3 separate regions of the Homo sapiens genome follow, and regions 1 and 2 are each linked to region 3. A link is a contact called in ENCODE Hi-C or POLR2A ChIA-PET data. All regions are on one chromosome and are shown on one strand. The core of a region is the stretch at or near the end of the contact, and the rest is flanking DNA. Distances in the headings are between cores, read along the strand shown. Region 1 overlaps SIGIRR (single Ig and TIR domain containing). Region 2 holds the start of TOLLIP (toll interacting protein). Region 3 holds the start of PNPLA2 (patatin like domain 2, triacylglycerol lipase).

Region 1 (2,949 bases), core at 1-2,500, 410 kb after region 3:
TCACTTCTCTTGGCTTAAGGCCCAAGAACCACCCAGGAGGCCCAATTCTGCAGCCTCCCTGGGTGAACCCAGACAGGTGGGGTTCGGGGGTGTCCACTGGTATCCCCAGTCGACCCTGACCCTGGCTTGGTATCCCCAGGGTCAAGGCCAACCTGTCAGAGGTGCTTGTGTCCAGTGTCCTGGGGGTCAACGTGACCAGCACTGAAGTCTATGGGGCCTTCACCTGCTCCATCCAGAACATCAGCTTCTCCTCCTTCACTCTTCAGAGAGCTGGTGATGGGGGTTCCCCAAGGTGGAGGGTAGAAGGGGACCTAGACCTAGTGAGGCCCAGGGATCTTGAGGCTTGGGGGCTGCTGGAGGGGCAGCGGCTCAGGCAACCCATCCGCAGGCCCTACAAGCCACGTGGCTGCGGTGCTGGCCTCCCTCCTGGTCCTGCTGGCCCTGCTGCTGGCCGCCCTGCTCTATGTCAAGTGCCGTCTCAACGTGCTGCTCTGGTACCAGGACGCGTATGGGGAGGTGGAGATAAACGGTGCGTGGGGCCCGCGTGGGCGCGAGGAGGGGTCGCCACGGCCTCCCTGAGAGTGCGCTGCTGAGCTCGGCTTTGGAGGCGTGCGGCGGGGAGGGGTTAGCCCCCGGGTGCTCTGTGCGGCCCGGCTGGGGTTAAAGTCCGGGGCGGGTCTGCCCCTGTGCACGTGGGAGATGGTTAGGGGTGTTGGGGACCCCGAGGGCTGGTGTGAGGCCTCGGGAGCCATCGGGGTGACTGGCCGCCGTCCGCAGACGGGAAGCTCTACGACGCCTACGTCTCCTACAGCGACTGCCCCGAGGACCGCAAGTTCGTGAACTTCATCCTAAAGCCGCAGCTGGAGCGGCGTCGGGGCTACAAGCTCTTCCTGGACGACCGCGACCTCCTGCCGCGCGCTGGTATCCCGGGCCCCACCCCGTGCCCCGCCCACCCGGAGGGCCCGCCCCGCCCCGCCCCATGCTCCGTCCCACCCGGGGCCCCACCCCCACCATCGAGCTCCGCCCCCATCCCCGCCCACCCGAGGCCCCGCCTCAAAAACCCGCCCACCCCGCAGGCCCCGCCCCTCCCTTAGAGCTCTGCGTCCGGCACCGCCCCTGAGCCTCCGGCCCCGCCCTCCCCCGCCCCCGCCCCTGCGCCGCCGACGCCCGCCCTCCCGCAGAGCCCTCCGCCGACCTCTTGGTGAACCTGAGCCGCTGCCGACGCCTCATCGTGGTGCTTTCGGACGCCTTCCTGAGCCGGGCCTGGTGCAGCCACAGCTTCCGGTGGGTCCCGCGCGGGGTTGGGTGGGCCCCAGCGTAGCACCCACCCCCCTGACGGTCCCGCCCCGCAGGGAGGGCCTGTGCCGGCTGCTGGAGCTCACCCGCAGACCCATCTTCATCACCTTCGAGGGCCAGAGGCGCGACCCCGCGCACCCGGCGCTCCGCCTGCTGCGCCAGCACCGCCACCTGGTGACCTTGCTGCTCTGGAGGCCCGGCTCCGTGGTGCGGAGCAGGCGCGGGAGGGTCCGGGGCTAGCGGCGGGTTAGAGATGGGCGGTGCCCGGGCTCCAGGCTGGGACCCCTCCGTGGGGAGCTCTGCGGCACCACGCTTTGTGAATGGGCCCTGGGGGGAGGTTCCGCTGCCTGGGGCCCCGATGCGGGGAGCCGCCCTTGAGGCCCCCGGAGCCACGGAATAGCTGTCGCAGGGCGTGGAACCCGTGGGCAGCCGCAGGTGTGCTCTTGGGGGCCAGGACGCCAGGGGCTTCCGAGGTGTTCACACCTGCAAACCGCCCCGACCTGGCCCCCAGACTCCTTCCTCCGATTTTTGGAAAGAAGTGCAGCTGGCGCTGCCGCGGAAGGTGCAGTACAGGCCTGTGGAAGGAGACCCCCAGACGCAGCTGCAGGACGACAAGGACCCCATGCTGATTCTTCGAGGCCGAGTCCCTGAGGGCCGGGCCCTGGACTCAGAGGTGGACCCGGACCCTGAGGGCGACCTGGGTATGCCCGCCCAGCCCCACTCCCCAACTGGAGAAGCTCAGCACAGGGCGGAGTGGGGGCAGGCACAGGGCACAGGGCCTGGAGGGGCTCCAGGTGTTGAGGACTCTTCCCGGCACCGGGAGCCCCTGCACGGCCTCTGCCCTGGAGGTGCTCGGCCCTCGGTCTGCCTGGGAACTTCCTGGGCCTCACAGGCCATCACAGCAGGGGGTGAGCAGGGGCAGCCCCTGGCAGTGGGTCTGGGCCAAGGCTGTGGGTGGCCACCTCAGGCGTCTCGGTCTCCCCACCCCAGGTGTCCGGGGGCCTGTCTTTGGAGAGCCATCAGCTCCACCGCACACCAGTGGGGTCTCGCTGGGAGAGAGCCGGAGCAGCGAAGTGGACGTCTCGGATCTCGGCTCGCGAAACTACAGTGCCCGCACAGACTTCTACTGCCTGGTGTCCAAGGATGATATGTAGCTCCCACCCCAGAGTGCAGGATCATAGGGACAGCGGGGGCCAGGGCAGCGGCGTCGCTCCTCTGCTCAACAGGACCACAACCCCTGCCAGCAGCCCTGGGACCCTGCCAGCAGCCCTGGGAAAAGGCTGTGGCCTCAGGGCGCCTCCCAGTGCCAGAAAATAAAGTCCTTTTGGATTCTGCTGGGGCCTCGGTCTCCTCCCTTGCGGCGGAAGGTTTCGGATTCGGCTTCCCTCTGCGGCTCTCTCAGCCTTCCACCCCTCCTCTCTCATCCCCACCCCTCCCTCTCTCATCCCCACCCGCCAAATCACCAAATCTGCCCTCTCTCCATCCCCCTTCCTAAGCCAGCTCAGGCGTGTCCCGTGCTTACAGTAGCCTCCTTGGGCCTCCTTGCCTGGTCCCTGGTTGGGGACGTGACTCTTCCTAGACCCTTCCCATGCAGGCAGATCCTGGATGGGGGCAGGCTCCTTAGAGACCTCAAGTTCTGAGCTTCACAGAAAC
Region 2 (2,912 bases), core at 348-2,847, 490 kb before region 3:
TAGCGTGAAAATGAGGAAGGGGTAACAATAGTTGAAGTATAAGTCTAACTGCACATGTGGGGCCCGGGGAAGTCCCTAGGCCCCCAAAGCAGGAACTTGTGGTTAATAGCTTCTTGGGTCTTGTGCTGTGGATTGGCTGGATGTTAAGCTACAACTTGAGGAAGGGGCTTTCGTTCTTTTTCTCTACACCCCATCAAAACAGGCAAGCGGCCAGGCTGCCGGTTTTAAAAGGAGAGACTGGTAACCGAGACCCAAAGATGTGGTCTTTGGGATAAGAGGAAAGTGAGAGCACATGGTGTCCTGGATGGGGAGTGAAGAAAGCATGTGTAGCAAGAATGACTATCGATTTTGCTGTAGTTCCCGGAGGACGAGGACTGAGAACTGACCACTAACAATATAGAGATCACTGACAAAGAGTTTTTAGTGGAGTGGTTGTGTTACCGGAAAAGGGTCCTGATCCAGACCCCAAAAGAGGATTCGTGGATCTTGTGGAAGAAAGAATTCCAGGCCAGTCCACAGAGTAAAGTGAAAGCAAGTTTATTAAGGCAGTGAAGGAATAAAAGAATGGCTACTCCATAGAGCAGGGTGTTCCCAAAAGCACGAGGAGGAAGGCGTCCACCTGGGTACGCTTGTTTATATGTAAGATAAAAGCCAAAAAACATCACGGGGGAGACGTGCTGTACTACCTGGGCTCGTCAAAGGATTGCCAATCTTTGCATAACGCCTGTCCTCCGCAAGCATCTGTATCATTATCTTTAAAGCGAAACTTCAACTAAGAATGCTTCTTGTTCTTAAGATACCCGGACATCGGGACCTAAGTTCCGGGTCTGCTGCGTAAAAGTTTATTAACCTGTTCCCGTGACCGTAAACGCCCGACTCCTGGGGATGCAGCCAGCGGGGTTCAGCCTCAGTTTACCCAGCGCTGTTCGAGCTGGAGTCGCTCTGGTTGGAGCGCCTGACCGCGAGGGCCGAGGTCAGGCCGGACTGGGGTTCTCCGGAGCGAGCAGGAGAGGAGCGGGGCTCCTGCGGAGCGGCGCGGCGGGGAGGCCGAGGGCAGGGCGGGCTCGAGCTCGGGCTCTTCTGGCAGCGCCTCCATCCCCGTTCCGTTCACCCGGCAGCCGCCCCGTGGAGGAACCGCGCCCCATCTTTAGCCCTGTGAAACAGAAAGGCCCTTCCTCCGGCAGGCAGCTGAGGGAAAGATCGCCCTGCAGGGGATGTCGGGCCTGTCACTGCTTTGTTGCGGGCCACAGTTCCCTCCCTTCTCCGAGCGGGTCGCACGTCCGAAGGTCACCCCCGCCAGGTGGCTAGGCCCTGTCGCCACTCGACAGAGGACCGAGGAGGAACCAACCCACTGCCCAGACTGCAGCGCCGCCACGCTAGGGCCCGCGCCGACAACCGTCATGACTGGGCATGCGCAAACGGCCCCGCCGGGAGCCATTTCGCCGGGCTGCAGGGCTCGAGGAGAGAGCAGGTGCGCAGGCGCCGGGCGAGAGGCTGCGCCTGCCCTACCCTGGAGCGCGCGTGCGCGCGAGAGCCGGAAGGGGCGGTGCCTGGCGCGGCGCCTGCGCAGTGGGGCGGTGCCGGGGGCGGGGCGCGGCGGCTGTCAGCTGACTGTGGCGGCGGCGGCCTCGAGGTGACAACTGTCTCCGTCGCAGGCTCCGGCGGGGGCGCAGGAGGTCGCCCGGCGCGTCACTGTCGGGTCGGCGAGCCACGGGGGCCGCCGCAGCACCATGGCGACCACCGTCAGCACTCAGCGCGGGCCGGTGAGGCAGCCGGGCGAGGGTCGGGCGGGGGCGGTGACCTGCGGTTGCGGGCGGGGCCTTGGGTCAGGGCTACTGCTCAGCTGCGGCTGGCGGGCCGACTCCGCGGCTCTCCCGGGGCACGCGGGGCGCCTGGCCGGCCGGAGGGGAGCGGCGGCGTCCACACCTCGGGGCGGGGCGGGCCGGACGGACGCGCCCACGCTGCAGGAGGCTTGAGCTCACCGCCGTGCCGGGGCAGAGCTTTGGGGAGGCAGCCCCGGGGGAGGGGGCCTGCGCCCGTTGTGAGCCCCAGATGGAGGCGGGCCCCGTGCCCCATGGTGCCCCAGAGGGAGGCAGGCCCCGCTCCCCAATGGTCTCCAGATGGAGGAGGGCCCGGTGCCCAGATGGAGGCGGCCCCGAGCTCTGACTCCCGAATGGAGGAGGGCCCCGCACCCTAATGGTCCCCCAGGTGGAGGCGGGCCCTGAACCCTAATGGTCCCCTAGATGGATGCGGGCCCTGCTCCCTGATGGCCCCCCAGGTGGAGGCGGGTCCCGCACCCTGATGGCACCCTAGATGGAGGCGGGCCCCGCACCCTGATGGCCCCCCCAGGTGGAGGCGGGTCCCGCACCCTGATGGCCCCCCAGGTGGAGGCGGGCCTGCACTCTAGTTGGTCCCATAGATGATGGCTGTTTCCTCTTTCTCATTTACACAGAGTGAGGGCAGTGGTGACCACTTCTTGGGCCCAATTGTGTCCCCGGTTAGTGGCCACCGTGCAAAACCTCAGTTTCTTCATTTGCAAATGAGAGGATAGGCGCCAGGAACTTCAGAGAACCTTTCCTGCTCTGAATTCTCTCCTGAGAGTTGCCTGGCAGTTTCTTCTATAGCATTAATATTGCAGGAGAGCTGGTGTAGACTGACTCAGAGATGATGGGCTCCTGGCGTGAGTGGCCTCCTGGCTCACTGTTAGGGCCTTCTTGCATTGCTGTAAAGGAATACCGAGACTGGGTAATTTGTAAGAAAAGAGATTTAATTGGCTCCCGGTTCTGCAGGCTGTACAGGTAGCATGGTGCCGGCATCTGCTCCTGGGGAGGCCTCTGGAAGCTCCCAGTCATGGCGGAAGGCCAAGTGGGAGCTTACACGTCACATGGCGAAAGCAGCAAGAGAGTTGGGGG
Region 3 (2,974 bases), core at 432-2,931:
ATGGCAGCCGATGGTGCGAGCCGAGGCCAGCCCAGCACACAGAGACCCATCCACTCCTGACCCAGGCACCAGAGCCCAGAAGCACCCTCACCCATGAAGTGTGCAAACGCGGTGGGCCGCAGCGGGGAGCCAGGCCACAGGGCACCGTGTGCAAGGAGAGGGCAGGAGAGCCCCTTCGCGCCCAGCCCTGACCTCAGCGGGGCTCCTCCTCCGGGCCCTTGGGAAGGACCAGGTCACGGTTCCCAGACGCCTCTCAAGAGGCTACCCCCATGCCAGGCCCCCTGATAGCAGCCTGCAACTGCGGAAGCCCAGGACACTGTGACCGATCGCTGGCACCGGTTGTAATATCCAGGGCCACGGGGTGACTTAGGTCCCTCCTCGGATTCTCACGGTCCCGCCCACGAGTTACTTTTTCTGTCCAATTAAGCAGCTTTTGCTGCACCTGCCCGCCCCCAAACCTTTGCGCCAGACAGGCGGGCCCCGGGCACCCTCGGAGCAAAACAAACCAGGCCCCGCCCCCAGGCCAGCGACCCGGATTGGATCCTCGCCGGGTTCCCCAGGCGCGGACCGGAACCCTCCCCACGGTACCCACCGACTCGCCGCGGGGCCCCTCCGCTCACGGAGACCATCCCCCGGCCCCGCACGGCCTTCCCGCCAGCCCCCCGCCTGCCGCCCCCGGCCCCGCTCACCCAGGCAGACCCCGGTGACCAGCGCCGTGGCCGTGAGCGCCCCGGCCGAGGCGCCGTAGATGTGCGTGGCGTTGGCCACCAGGAAGGGCGCGTGCTCGCGGAGGCAGGAGGCCACGCCGACGTAGTAGACGCCGAGGAAGCCGCAGCCCGCGAACGAGATGTTCCACGTCTTCTCGCGGGGAAACATCGCGGCGGCGGCCGCCGGGCCCCGGGTTCCGTGGGCGGCCAGGCCTCTGTGAGCCGCCTGCTCGCCGCTCGCTCGCTGGAGCCGGGGGCCGGGCAGGTCCCGCTGCGGCTCTAGCTCGGGGTCCCCGCTGGCGGAGGCGAAGAAGCTACGCGGGCGGCGCGGAGGCGGCGCTTTTAAGTGTGGGACTCACGGCGGGGGCGGGGCCGGCACACGAAGACCAATCGGGGCGCGCAGGGAACGGCCGTGCCCTCGGGACCCGCCCCCGTCCTTGACCCGGCCCCCCGCGCTGGAGCCCCGCCCTCCGCTGCCGCCCGGAGAAAGCTTCTGCCCTCCCTCCGCCCCTGCTGGGCACGGCTGGGGGCACACGCCTAGGGGTGTAGGGTGGGCTGGGCGCAGGCCCGAGCCTGGGGGCCGGAAGCCTCACACAGACCTGGGTACCGGCGAGAGGGAGCTCTGGTTTCAGGGCAGCCACCGCCCCTCCCCACCGGGTCCGCCTCCCACACCCACCCGGGACAGAGGAGCTGGTCCCTGGACAGAGGCGCACCGGCAGCACCCCCAGACCTGAAAGCCGCACAGGCCTCGGGAGCCCCGGGACCCACAGGCTCACCCACAGACAGACCCATAAACATCCAAGGCCAAGGCCGGATGCGAGTCCCGCAAACCCTTCGTGGGGGACCCCAGCTCCGCAGACCCACGCGACCTGACGTGGGGCCTCAGCCCTGCCCCGCGCCCGCGACCCTTCCGGACCTTGGCTTCTTACCTGGGTCTGGCCCTGCCTGTTCAGGCTTTGGGGCTGCCTGCGTCTGACTGGGGCCGCCCTGCTCCCGATAATTGCCCCAGAGGTGGAGCAATCCTGGGTGATGTCACCCTTTCACCCCTTTTCCGCATTTTTCTCCTGGTCAGTGGAGCAAACAGGGCTTGGAGTAGATCCAGGATCCCTCCCTGAACCTCACCCCACCCCCAAACGAGAGGCTTTCTCAGGTTGGGGTGGGAGGCAATGAGATTCTGTCTCCCCAGGAACACTGGCTCCCCAGGCTGAGGTCATCTCTGGACCTAGCTGTTGCCAGAGCTGCAGAGGGTCTGGGATGGGGCTTGGGGCTGCCCCCAACCCAAGCTGAGTTAGGGAAGCCAGAACAGGGCCAGAACAGGATGGGGCCATCTAGGGGGATGCTGCCCAGTCCTCAGCCTCTTTGCTCCCAGCCATCCCAGACAGCACTGGAAAGTCAACCCTGCCCCAGCCCTACTGGGGGCCGGTAGGCATTTACATAAGCTCAAAATGAGAGGAGGCCGGGTGTGGAAGCTCACACCTGTAATCCCAGCACTTGGGGAGGCCAAGACGGGCGGATCACAGAAAGTCGGGAGTTTGAGACCGCCTGGCTGGTGAAACGCTGTCTCTACCAAAAATACAAAAATTAGCCGGTCAGGGTGGCACACGCCTGTAATCCCAGCTACTCGGGAGGCTGAGGCAGGAGAATCACTTGAACCTGGGAGGCGGAGGTTGCAGTGAGCTGAGATCGCACCACTGCACTCCAGCCTGGGGGGCAGAGCGAGGCTCCGTCCTAAAAAGAGGCCGGGCACAGTGGCCCATGCCTGTAATCCCAGCACTTTGGGAGGCCGAGGAGGGCAGATCACCTGAGGTCAGGAGTTTGAGACCAGCCAGGCCAACATGGCAAAACCCTGTCTCTACTGAAAATACAAAAATTTGCCAGGTGTGGTAGTGCACGCATGTAGTCCTAGCTACTCGGGAGGCTGAGGCAAGAGAGTCACTTGAACCCGGGAGGCAGAGGTTGCAGTGAACTGAGATTGTGCCACTGCACTCCAGCCTGGCCAGGTGACAGAGCATGACTTCTTCTCAAAAAAAAAAAAAAAAAGAAAAAAGAAAAATGAGTGAGAGGAGGTAGGTAACCACGTGTGGGGCACCTAAGGGGTTCTGGAGGGCTTCCCTGTGGGAAGTGATGCTGAGTTGAATTTTGAAGGGTAAATGAGCAGACCCAGGCAGCCGACCAGGACAGGCGAAGATTGTCGGGGAGTGAGGGGAGAGAGTAGCTGAAGCCCAGCCATGGGAGAGGGTCAAGCAGGGAGGACGTGACCATACCTG

Evidence for each region. Hi-C counts contacts between places; a loop is a spot of excess contacts on that map. ChIA-PET counts read pairs that join two places held with the same protein, here RNA polymerase II (POLR2A). Pooled maps may share reads with other maps.
Region 1: a loop to region 3 is called in a pooled map, with 6 times the contacts of the local background. The contact joins the enhancer-like site here to the promoter of PNPLA2 in region 3. A Hi-C loop is called at or near these places in 2 of 37 single-sample maps with no recorded cell type and 9 of 50 pooled maps. POLR2A ChIA-PET finds 5 or more read pairs at or near these places in 1 of 52 experiments (CD4-positive, alpha-beta T cell).
Region 2: a pooled map shows a loop between it and region 3 (7-fold over the local background). The contact joins the promoter of TOLLIP here to the promoter of PNPLA2 in region 3. A Hi-C loop is called at or near these places in 1 of 168 maps with a recorded cell type or tissue (naive thymus-derived CD4-positive, alpha-beta T cell) and 9 of 50 pooled maps. POLR2A ChIA-PET finds 5 or more read pairs at or near these places in 3 of 52 experiments (GM12878, T-cell and activated T-cell).

Annotation. Positions count from the first base shown.
Region 1 is chr11:405,397-408,345 of GRCh38, reverse strand. SIGIRR (single Ig and TIR domain containing) reads left to right here. Exons shown (of 10, transcript NM_001135054.2): 4 at 140-273; 5 at 389-529; 6 at 778-921; 7 at 1,182-1,284; 8 at 1,353-1,503; 9 at 1,808-1,997; 10 at 2,287-2,630. The coding sequence ends at 2,450. Among named protein-coding and RNA genes, the nearest start is that of SIGIRR, 8.1 kb to the left of the region's middle. RefSeq lists silencers at 1,105-1,164, 1,235-1,494, 1,505-1,554 and an enhancer at 2,131-2,824. Within about 2 kb of position 1,250, at least 30 of the 41 ENCODE cell types and tissues checked have a DNase peak (open chromatin) inside an H3K27ac peak, as active enhancers do.
Region 2 is chr11:1,308,317-1,311,228 of GRCh38, reverse strand. It overlaps TOLLIP (toll interacting protein), which reads left to right and starts at 1,597. Exons shown (of 6, transcript NM_019009.4): 1 at 1,597-1,763. The coding sequence starts at 1,731. It overlaps TOLLIP-DT (TOLLIP divergent transcript), which reads right to left and starts at 1,521. Exons shown (of 1, transcript NR_029409.1): 1 at 522-1,521. RefSeq lists an enhancer at 440-1,201 and a silencer at 1,432-2,141.
Region 3 is chr11:817,621-820,594 of GRCh38, reverse strand. It overlaps PNPLA2 (patatin like domain 2, triacylglycerol lipase), which reads right to left and starts at 1,681. Exons shown (of 10, transcript NM_020376.4): 1 at 1,637-1,681; 2 at 690-1,021. The coding sequence starts at 876. RefSeq lists enhancers at 47-96, 1,632-1,926 and a silencer at 547-1,436.